2 separate regions of the Mus musculus genome follow, and region 1 is linked to region 2. Evidence: chromatin loops called from intact Hi-C (ENCODE). Cell type or tissue: heart. All regions are shown on one strand.

Evidence for each region. Peaks named below come from ENCODE experiments on the same cell type or tissue, not always from the same donor. Only the 100,000 strongest peaks of a DNase experiment are listed, where the experiment ranks them.
Region 1: it touches region 2 in a loop (2.7-fold over the local background); 1 of 42 quality-filtered maps calls a loop at or near these places.

Annotation. Positions count from the first base shown.
Region 1 is chr11:100,992,395-100,997,394 of GRCm38, forward strand. No RefSeq gene overlaps it. Among named protein-coding and RNA genes, the nearest start is that of Atp6v0a1, 15 kb to the right of the region's middle. In heart, no CTCF peak of the experiment used is centred here; no DNase peak of the experiment used is centred here.
Region 2 is chr11:101,299,315-101,304,314 of GRCm38, forward strand. It overlaps Becn1 (beclin 1, autophagy related), which reads right to left and starts at 2,972. Exons shown (of 12, transcript NM_019584.4): 1 at 2,818-2,972; 2 at 2,414-2,542. The coding sequence starts at 2,540. In heart, CTCF peaks have their summits at 1,770 (motif pointing left) and 3,049; a DNase peak (open chromatin) is centred at 2,987; H3K4me3 peaks cover 1,744 bases; H3K27ac peaks cover 1,466 bases.

The DNA.
Region 1 (5,000 bases), 310 kb before region 2:
ATTTTTTTATCCTTCCTGATCATTTCTGTCTTTTAACTCAATTATCTTTTGTCTTTCTTTCATCTTATTCTTTATGTTGTTGTTTTACTTTGGTTTGGTTTCCTGTGTAGCCTTGGCTGTCCTGAAACTCACTTTAAACCAGGCTGGTCTTGAACTCGAAGAGCTCTTCCTGTCTCTGCCTCCTAAACGCTGGGATTAAACGCATGCACCACCACCACCCGACTCACTTATATTTATTAATGAAGTTGATATAATTGAATTTAGTGTTATTATTTCATATTTTCCTGTGTTTTCTGCTTGTCTCCTTTGTTGTTATTGTTCTGTTGTTCCTCTTTGCCATCTTGTATGGAATTAATTGTATACTTTTTAGAATTCTCGTCTTAAGCCGGGCGTGGTGGCTCACGCCTTTAATCCCAGCTCTTGGGAGGCAGAGGCAGGCGAATTTCTGAGTTTGAGGCCAGCCTGGTCTACAGAGTGAGTTCCAGGACAGCCAGGGCTACACAGAAAAACCCTGTTTCAAAAAACCAAAAAAAAAAAAAAAAAATTCTAGTCTTATTTATGTGGTTTATATTTAGTGTACATACGCATGGATATGGAGGTCAGAAGGCAACTTGTAATAATCAGTTCTCTTCTTCCACCTTGTGGGTCCCAGGTTTCAGGCTATCAGGCTTGGAGGCAAGTACCCTCAACTACTTGAGCCATCTTGCCAACCACAGAGGCCTATTTATTTCATTCAATTTATTTTTGAGCCACGGTCTCACCGTGTATCCTTAGCTGGCTTGAAACTCACTATACAGACCAGGTTGGCCTCAAACTCAGAGAGATCTCTCTGCCTCTACCATGCAAGAGATTCAAGGTATGTGCCACCAGGCCTAAGTCCAAATTCTTTATTTTTTTCTTTATGTGTAGAATGTTCTGCCTGCATGCATATCTGTGTACTGTGCCTGTGTCTTGTGTCCTCAGAGTCCAGAAGTGTTACAGTCTCTGGAACTGAAGGTATAGACTGTTTTGTGCTGTCACATAGGTACTAGGAATTTAAGCTTGGTTTTCTGGAAGAGCAGCCAGTGCTCCTAACCACTGAAGCATCTTTCTAGCTCTCTCATATATATAAATATTTGATAAATGGGTGTGAGCAGGTGTGTGTGCATTTATGAATCAGAGGAACACCTCAGTTGTCATCTTCAGGAATGCTGTCCCCTCCTTTGAGGCAGGGTCTCTGGCTGGCCTGGAGCTCACTGATGAGGCTGGGCTGGAGAGCCAGCGAGCCCCACCCCACCTGTCCACAGGTCCACACTGCCACACCCAGCTTTCCCCCTTGGTTCCGGATTGAACACTGGTACTCCTGTTTAGCTTCCTGTCTTCATGTCTTTTTTTAATGATTGTTACAGAGATTACAGAAAATAAACTTCCACATTTTACCTTCTACTTAACATTAACTATGTGACAATTCCCATGGAATATGAGACTCTTGGCATTTTTATAGCTCTGTTCCATTCTTTTGGTGGGGGACTGGGGCTGCTTTATTTTATTTTATTTTATTTTATTTTATTTTATTTTATTTTATTTTATTTTATTTTTGAGGCAGGATCTCTTTATGTAGCCCTGGCTGTTCTGGAACTCATTATATCATCTGACTCTGAACTCATGAAGATCCCCCTGCCTCTGCCTCCCAAGTGCTGGGATTAAAGGCATGTGCCACTACTCCTGGCTGCTATAGTCCATTCTTTTTGCAGTATCACATGTACCGTACAAGCCATACAATGGTCTAATCCCCACACTATTTTTTTTTTTAATTAAGAAAGAAAAAAGTCTGGCAAGACAGATGACTCAGGGGCTAAGAGCAGTGGCTTCTCTTCCAGAGAACCCAGAATCAATTCCCAACAACCACACAGCAGCTCACAACTGTAACTCCAGTTCCAGGGAATGGGATGCCGTCACACCAATTAGCATAAAATAAAATTAAATAATTTTAAAAAGGAAGAGAGGAAGAGAGAGAGAATCCGTTTTGAGTACCCACGTGTTTATCGCGTGGTTCTTTCATTCCTGGAGGTGGGAGTTTGTACCGTGTGCTGTTTATCTCTTTCTTCCCTTCAGCGGAAGAACTTCTTTCACAACTCACAAGGTTCAGCTCTAGCAGCGCAAACTCTTCGATTTCATTTATTTTCCCTTCCCTCCCCTCTCCTCTCCCCTCCTCCCCTCTCTTCTCCTTTTGGAAGTCTTCAAAGCCAGGGGAATCTCCAGTCCCTACATACAGAGAGAGAGAGAGAGAGAGGGAGAGAGAGAGAGAGAGAGAGAGAGAGAGAGAGAGAGAGAGAGAGAGAGAGAGGAGAGAGAGAGAGAGAGAGAGAGAATGAATGAGTGTTAGTTTCTGGCTAGTTCTGATGTGCCTATACAGGCTTTCTTTGTATTTGTTCTGCCTGTGGTTACGTAAGAACTTCTTGGAATCTTTTTTTCCTTCCCACTTCCCCGGACTCTCCCTCTCACTTCCCCTTTCCCTTTCTTCATCTTCCTCTCCTCTTCCTTTCGCTCCCTCTCCCCTCTGACTCCCAGTGAAAACTCGGAAATGAGACAAAGTCTCTCTATGAAGCCGAGATTGGCCTGAATTTACTGTGTAGCCCAGGCTGGCCCCAAACTTGAAATCCTGTTGGGATTGCAGGAATGGAGACTTCTTGCTCTGTCTTCTGGGACTCCAATTATACATCATCAGTTGCTTGTGTCACTGCTGGGACAAAATGCCTGAAAGAGAGCTACTTAAGGAAGGTGGGGTTTATTTGGTCTAAGGCATTGAAGGTGTAGTCCTCTGGTGGGAGGGTTGCCGGGCGGGATGAGGTGGTGAGATGACATGATGGGATGATGTCAGGATGACGTGACGTGACGTGGCTGAAACTACTGCATCTGCAGTCAGGAGCAGAGCGAGATGAACACAATTCCTCAGCTCTCTTTCTCCTTTCTATTGTCTTGAACCTCAGCCTGGAACGGCAGGGCTCTCTCTCAGGATGAGTCCCCCTACTTCATTTAAGCCTTTCTGGAAACTCCCTGGTAGACACTCTCAGAAGTATGTTTCCCCCAGCACTCGGGAGGCAAAGGCAGGCGGATTTCTGAGTTCGAGGCCAGCCTGGTCTACAAAGTGAGTTCCAGGACAGCCAGAGCTGTACAGAGAAACCCTGTCTTGAAAAACAAAAAACAAAAAACAAAAAAAAGTATGTTTCCGTGGCGATCCCAAATTGATATGAAGATTAATCATCACAATGCGTTAGACATATTCTTTGATACAATCTCTCACGATGTAGCTAGCCTCAACCTGAGGTTCCTATTTCAACCAGGCTTGAGTCTGGCTTTTACGTGGATGCTGGGTCCTTGAACCTTAATCCTCGTGCTTGCATAGCAAGCAATCTTACCAAATCTTATTAAACCATCTTCCCAGCCCCCGCCCCCTTTAGAGGGAGTTTTCCATTATCTAGCTTCTAATTTTATTCACAAGGCTATTTTTTATAGTTTTTATTCCTGGATGGAGAATTCTCTGTTACCTTTGTTCCTCTATTTTCTATGGAGAAGTGGAACCCTTCATGCATGAGTTGCCAAAAAAGTTCAGAGGATAACCCGCTCAGAGTTTGGTCTCGACCTCCACTGTGTGGGTCCCAGGGATTGAACTCTGGTCCTCAGGCTTGCCACCAAGCCCTCTTACCTGCCTGGTTTGGAGGAAATGGAAGTGTTATTGGTTGGTTGGTTGGTTTGTTTGTTTGTTTGTTTGTTTGTTTGAATCAGGGAGACATAGTCTCGTTCTGTTGTTCAAGCTGCACTGGAACTCACTATGTAGCTCAGGCTAGCCTCCAATTTGCGGTGATCCTTTTAGCTGTGCCTCTTAAGTGCTAGATTCATAGGCTGGAATTAAAGATTGGTTGCTACTAAACCGGGTAGTGGTAGTACATGCCATTTAATCCCAGCACCTGGGAGGCAGACGCAGTCAGATCTCTGTGAGTTTGAAACCAGTCTGGTCTACAGAGTAAGTTCCAGGCCATCCAGGGCTGTTACACAAACAAAACAAAAAACAAACAAAAACAGAGAACAAACAAAGATTGGTCCCACCATGTCTGGTCAGATTTTTAAGTTAGAGTGTAAAGTATTGCATTTCATTATGGCATTTTTCCTGTATCAAGACTCCCTGTTTTGCATCTTACGAGCACCTTTTCTTCTCCATCCTTGAGCACAGTTATAATTGTCTTACACCTTCCTACTAACTCCAGCATCTGCTTCATCCGGGGCTTAGGCTCAACCGATTGCTTTTTCTCTTGAATTGGGCTCAGATTTCCATTTCGTCATCTGATCAGCAACTTTGACTCATAGTGTAGGTATTGCAGATGACACTGTATAGAGAAAAATCTGGGTTTTGTCATACTCCTGTGGAAATTATGAAATATATATGTTTATATGTGTGTGTGTGTGTGTGTGTATATATATATATATATATGTGTGTGTGTGTGTGTGTGTGTGTGTATATGTATATATATATATATGTGTGTGTGTGTGTTTGGGGTTTTTTTGTTTGTTTTTGTTTTGTTTTGTTTTGTTTTGTTTTGTTTTGTTTGAGACAGGGTTTCTCTGTGTAGCCCTGGCTGTCCTGGAACTCACTTTGTAGACCAGTCTGGCCTTGAACTCAGAAATCCACCTGCCTCTGTCTCCTAAGTGCTGGGATTAAAGGTGTGTGTCACCACTGCCCAGCTTCCCTTTAAGTTTATAAAATTGTGGGGACTTTGTTTTTTTTTTTCAGGGTTTAACTACTCCATGTAGGTGTTTTAAAAAATTAATGAAAAAGGAAACTGGGGCTGGGGGTGTTCTCTGCTTGGCAGAGGGCTTGCCTAGCATGTGCCTGCTCTTTGGTTTGCTCTTCAGCATGCCAGAATCCTCAGATAGTGTATGCTAGGTAGTTTTCATCCATTTGACACAAATCTGGGAAGAGGGAACCTTAACTGAAGAGTTGCCATGTCAGATGGGTCAGTGGG
Region 2 (5,000 bases):
CCCATCCCCCTTTTTAAATTCTTTATACAAACAAAAATGTTTTTTTCCCCCTTTTCCTGTTAGTAGAATGTTAAAATCCTAAAAGCACCATGACTTTAAGAGTCATATAGAAATAGTTTTCATGCGCTAGGCATTTACTTTAAAGGTATTTCAGAGACGAGAGCAAGGAATGGGTCTTCAGACCAGGTGTGTTGGCAATTGTTGAAACTAGGTGGCGGGCACACAGGGATTCATTATATACTTAAAACCTTTTAAAAGTTTTTAGAACTTTTTTAAAAAAATTATGTGTATATGTCACATAATTTTGGGGTGTGGGTTGTCCACATGTGGACAGGAAGAAGGCGTTGGGTTACCTGGACCTGGAGTTACGGGCAGTGTGCCTGTCCACTGGGAGTTAAACTCAGGTTCCTCTGGAAGAGCACTAAATGTTCCTAACCAGTGAACCCTCTCTGCAGGCCTATATCTTAAGTTTTTCCATCACAAAAGTTAGCATCCCTTTTCCCTAGAATAACTGGGAAGGAATAAAATAATTTTCTGGGAAGCTGTATGTAATCTGATTGTACTCATGTATCAAGGATGTAGGGCTAGGGATGTGGCTGAGTGACAGAATCCCTGGTATGGGAAGAGGACAGAGAGCCAGGTACAGTGGTACATGGCTATAATCCCAGTGCTTCAGAATCTGAGGAAAATCTTTTTTGTTTTGTTTTGTTGTTGTTGTTTCAAGACAGGGTTTTTCTATGTGGCCCTGGCTGTCCTGGAACTTACTCTATAGTCTCACTGGCCTCAAATTCAGAAATCTTCCTGCCTCTGCCTCCCAAGTTCTGGAATTAAAGGCGTGTGCTACCACTGCCGGGCTGAGTCTGAGGAAATTCAAGCATGTGTTTAAAGCAAGCCTCTGTTATATAAGACTCTACCTCAAAAACAAAACATCACCAACAAAGACACAGCTAATATTCATTCAATGACAATCTATTCAGCCGTTTTTTTTAAAAGCATGAACTCCTGTCATTAAGACTGAAGGACATACATTAAATGAGATTATCCAGGCCCAGTAAAGCAAGCACTGCCTGGTCTCACTCAGGTGTGGTGCATCTCATTTAAACTGAGAACAATATGATGGTTATACACAACAGACTGGTTAGACAGGAGAAAAGTTCTGCTCTACTGGACGGTGCTGACTATGGGTACCAATGGTGGACTGCACAGTCCCCAAAAGCCAGCAGGGACGATTAGAAATGTTTCAACCACAAGGAAACAAACAAACAAACAAAACGTTAGAAGAGACAAATGTGCCAACCCTGATTTGAACATCATTACATGTGTATTCAAACATCAAGTGGCACCCCCTAAATATATCAGGTTTTAAAATGTATGAACACTAGTTTAGAAACATGTAAAGCCGGGCATGGTAGCACACAGACCTCCTTTATTCCAACACTTGGGAGATGAAAGCTTTCAACACACAACATTAACCTTTAAAAATGAAAAATAAGCCAGGTGTGGTGGCGCACACCTTTAAGCCCCAGGACTCTGAAGGCAGAGGCAGGACAATCTAGCCAGGCAAGGGCTAGAGTGAAACTCTGTCTATACCAACAGCAAGAACAATGAAAATAATTTTTTTTTAAGGAGAAGAAAAATAAAGAGCTGGGCAGATCACTCAATAGCTTAGAGCACCTGTTGCTCCTGTAAAGGACCTAGGTTCGAGTCCTAGCCCTCACACGGTGGCTCACAACCACCTGTTAACTCCAGTTCAGGGATCTGACGCCCTCTTCTGGCCTCTCCCGGCATCAGGCATTCTCGTCATGGACAGATGTACATGTAAGCAAACCACCTATACACATAACTAATACTAATTATGAATAAAAATGAATCAAGGTCTAGGGAGCTATATACAACAAAGCCAAGGTTTCCATGCTAATGCCAGGCCCATGAACGTGTTTAAACTCGCTAATCACCTCTCTCACTCTCTTCTTCAGGCTTCAAGGCTCTCCTACACTTCACTGGACCTCAGGTAAGTATGCTCACTGATGGCTCTAACCTCAACTCGTCACCTGTAAGAGGATGCACCATGGCACTTCTCCTGTCCTTTTTATTTTTGGAAACAGGGTCTCATTCAATAGCGCAGGCTGGCCTGGAACTTGAGGCAGCTCCGGCGTCAGCCTCCTGAGTTGCTGCAGTTATAGATGTGAGCCACCAAGCCTGGTTTCCACGGGGACTGTTACAGGACACCTGATTGATACACTGGTAAATCTTCAAGAAATTCTGTTATATGTGAATACTCCTTCACTCTGGAGACACTGTCAGAGGTCTATTCCTGACGAGAAAACCGAAAGCCAGAGACCGCCACCTCAATGTCCCTAAAGTTGCCCACTTCCCTCCTTCTTGACCACCCCTTTCCTCGGATCCTGCTGACCTGTGAGTTCCTGGATGGTGACCCGGTCCAGGATCTTGAAGCTCGTGTCCAGTTTCAGAGGCTGGCTACAGCGCTGGCACACGAAGCTCACCTGCATGGTGCTGCTGGACGCCTTAGACCCCTCCATGCCTGCGACAGCGGAGAAAAGACGACGTTAAGAAGAATCGGCTCCTTTGAACCTCGGGCCCGAGGCTACCCGCTGCCTTGGTGGTGGAGGTGAAGAGGAAAATCCCGGTCCGCGCCGTTCCCTCTGGGAGTGGGATGACACCAAGAGGACCCGCTTCCGGGGCAGAGCCCAGCTAAGGCAGTCTAGTCTCCCGAGCGGGGAAACGGGGCACCAGAGTGGCCGCCAGGGACTCTAGGCTTCTTCCTAAGGTCTCACTTCAGGCCCCGACGCTCCTCACCTCAGGAGCCCGGAGCCCGCCACCCAGGCTCGTTCTACCGCGGGGGCACGGTGGCCTCGGGTCCGCCCCGGAGCGAGACCTCCAGAGTTCCCATCGCCCGGTCTTCAGCTACTTCCCGGTCGGCTAGCTGAAGACTTCCGCCCAGGACCAGAAGTGACGTCACGACGGGAGCTGACGCAAGGACCCCTGCTCCAGATCCCTGTTTACCCGGCTCGGAGCGCCATCCAAAGGCCGAGCGGGGAAGTGCAGCAGTGCCGACAGGTGGGCCGAAGCTGCCCACACTCTTCTGATTTAGACGGTCCACTCAAGATTTGTTACTTCCAAGTGGAGCCACTTCTATATTCCTTAGGGATCAGGGTGTTGTTTGTTTGTTTGTTTGTTTGTTTGTTTGTTTGTTTGAGACAGGGTTTCTCTGTGTAGCCCTGGTTGACCTGGAACTCGCCCTGTAGACCAAGCTGGCATCCACTTCACAGAGATCCACTTGCCTCAGCCTCCTAAGGGCTGTGATTAAAAGCGTGCACCACCACCTTCCGGCATGTGTGAGCTTTTAAAGTGTATTTTTGGGAGAGTCAAATTGTCTAAACCCTTCTGAGGGAGTGCGTTTGGCAGGATGGTAAATTTTATTGTTATATGTATGTATGTATGTGTATGTGTGTATGTATGTATATATGTTTGTATATGTGTATATAATAAAATGCAAATACATTAAAGGTGATAGTTATATGTATGTATATATGTGTATGTGTGTATTATGTATGTATATAACAAAATGTAAATAAATAAAAAGGTGACAGTGGAGACTGGAGAGATGGCTCAGCAGTTAAAAGCACCAACCGCACTTCCAGATGACCTGGATTAAATCAAATCCATCCACCCACATGGCAGCTCATAACTGTCTGTAACTCCAAGAACTGACACCACTATCACCACTTTCACACAGTCATCCATGTATGCAAAACACCAATGCATTTGTGGTGTGTGTGTGTGTGTGTGTGTGTGTGTGTGTGTGTGAGAGAGAGAGAGAGAGAGAGAGCTGGCTCCTGTGAGTATGTGTGTATCTGGAATCATATCCAAGGCCTCTCATATACTAAGCAAGTACTCCACCAATGAACTGTATGTCCAGCCCTACTTTGTAAGTTTAACATATGTGGGCTGCCAAGATGGCTCAACCTGTAAAAGTGTGTGCACCAAACGTGAGAGAGACCCTAAGGTCAATTCCTAAGGATCGGAGTAGGAGGAGATGAAGTTGACCTCCAAAGGAATTCCAGGGTATGGACTGCCCTCCACCACCACTAAGGATAATAAAAATAATTGAATGTTTTCCATGTTGCTCCAGTTTTGTTAATTAACATTCTCATTGCTGCAATACATCACAGCAGAAACGCACAGATTACAGTGAATTTCTTTATTGATGGAAACTTCCATTGCTTCCAATTTGGGTGGATACAATAATATCACAATGAGGAATTGACTTTGTCCTAGAACAGAACCTTATCATTAAAAGTACTGTAGACTTTGGAATCTTCTCTTTATTAACATTGGCAGTTGTTTTCAAAACAACTCATATTATATTCTGCCTCTAGTAATCCATTAAAGGGCCTGTTTTATGATGCCTTGCCCAGTATTGGATAAGATATATTTGAGGAACAATAGCAGACAATGGCAGTTCTCCATTCTTTTTTTTTTTTTTTTTTTGGTTTTCAAGACAGGGTTTCTCTGTATAGCCCTGGCTGTCCTGGAACTCACTTTGTAGACCAGGCTGGCCTCAAGCTCAGAAATCCACCTGCCTCTGCATCCCGAGTGCTGGGATTAAAGGCATGCGCCACCATGCTCGGCTCCAGTTCTCCATTCTTGTAATTGATATCACTGATTGCTGATAAGGTTGAAGAGTTTGTCATGTGGTCGCCCCTTGCAGTTCTTACAAATTATGTTCACATATTTGTATTTATTTATTGGATCATAACGTCTTTCTCAGGTTTTAAAATAAATGTTTATGGCCAGGGGTGGTGGTGCACGCCTTGAATCTCAGCACAATGGCAGGCTGATCTTCACAGTGGCCGGCCTGGTCCTCATAGTGAGCTCCAGGTCAGTCAGGGTTGCATGTTAAGTCTTTGGCACACAGATAAACACACACAGACACACAGACACATGTAGACATATATGTATACACAAACACATAGATA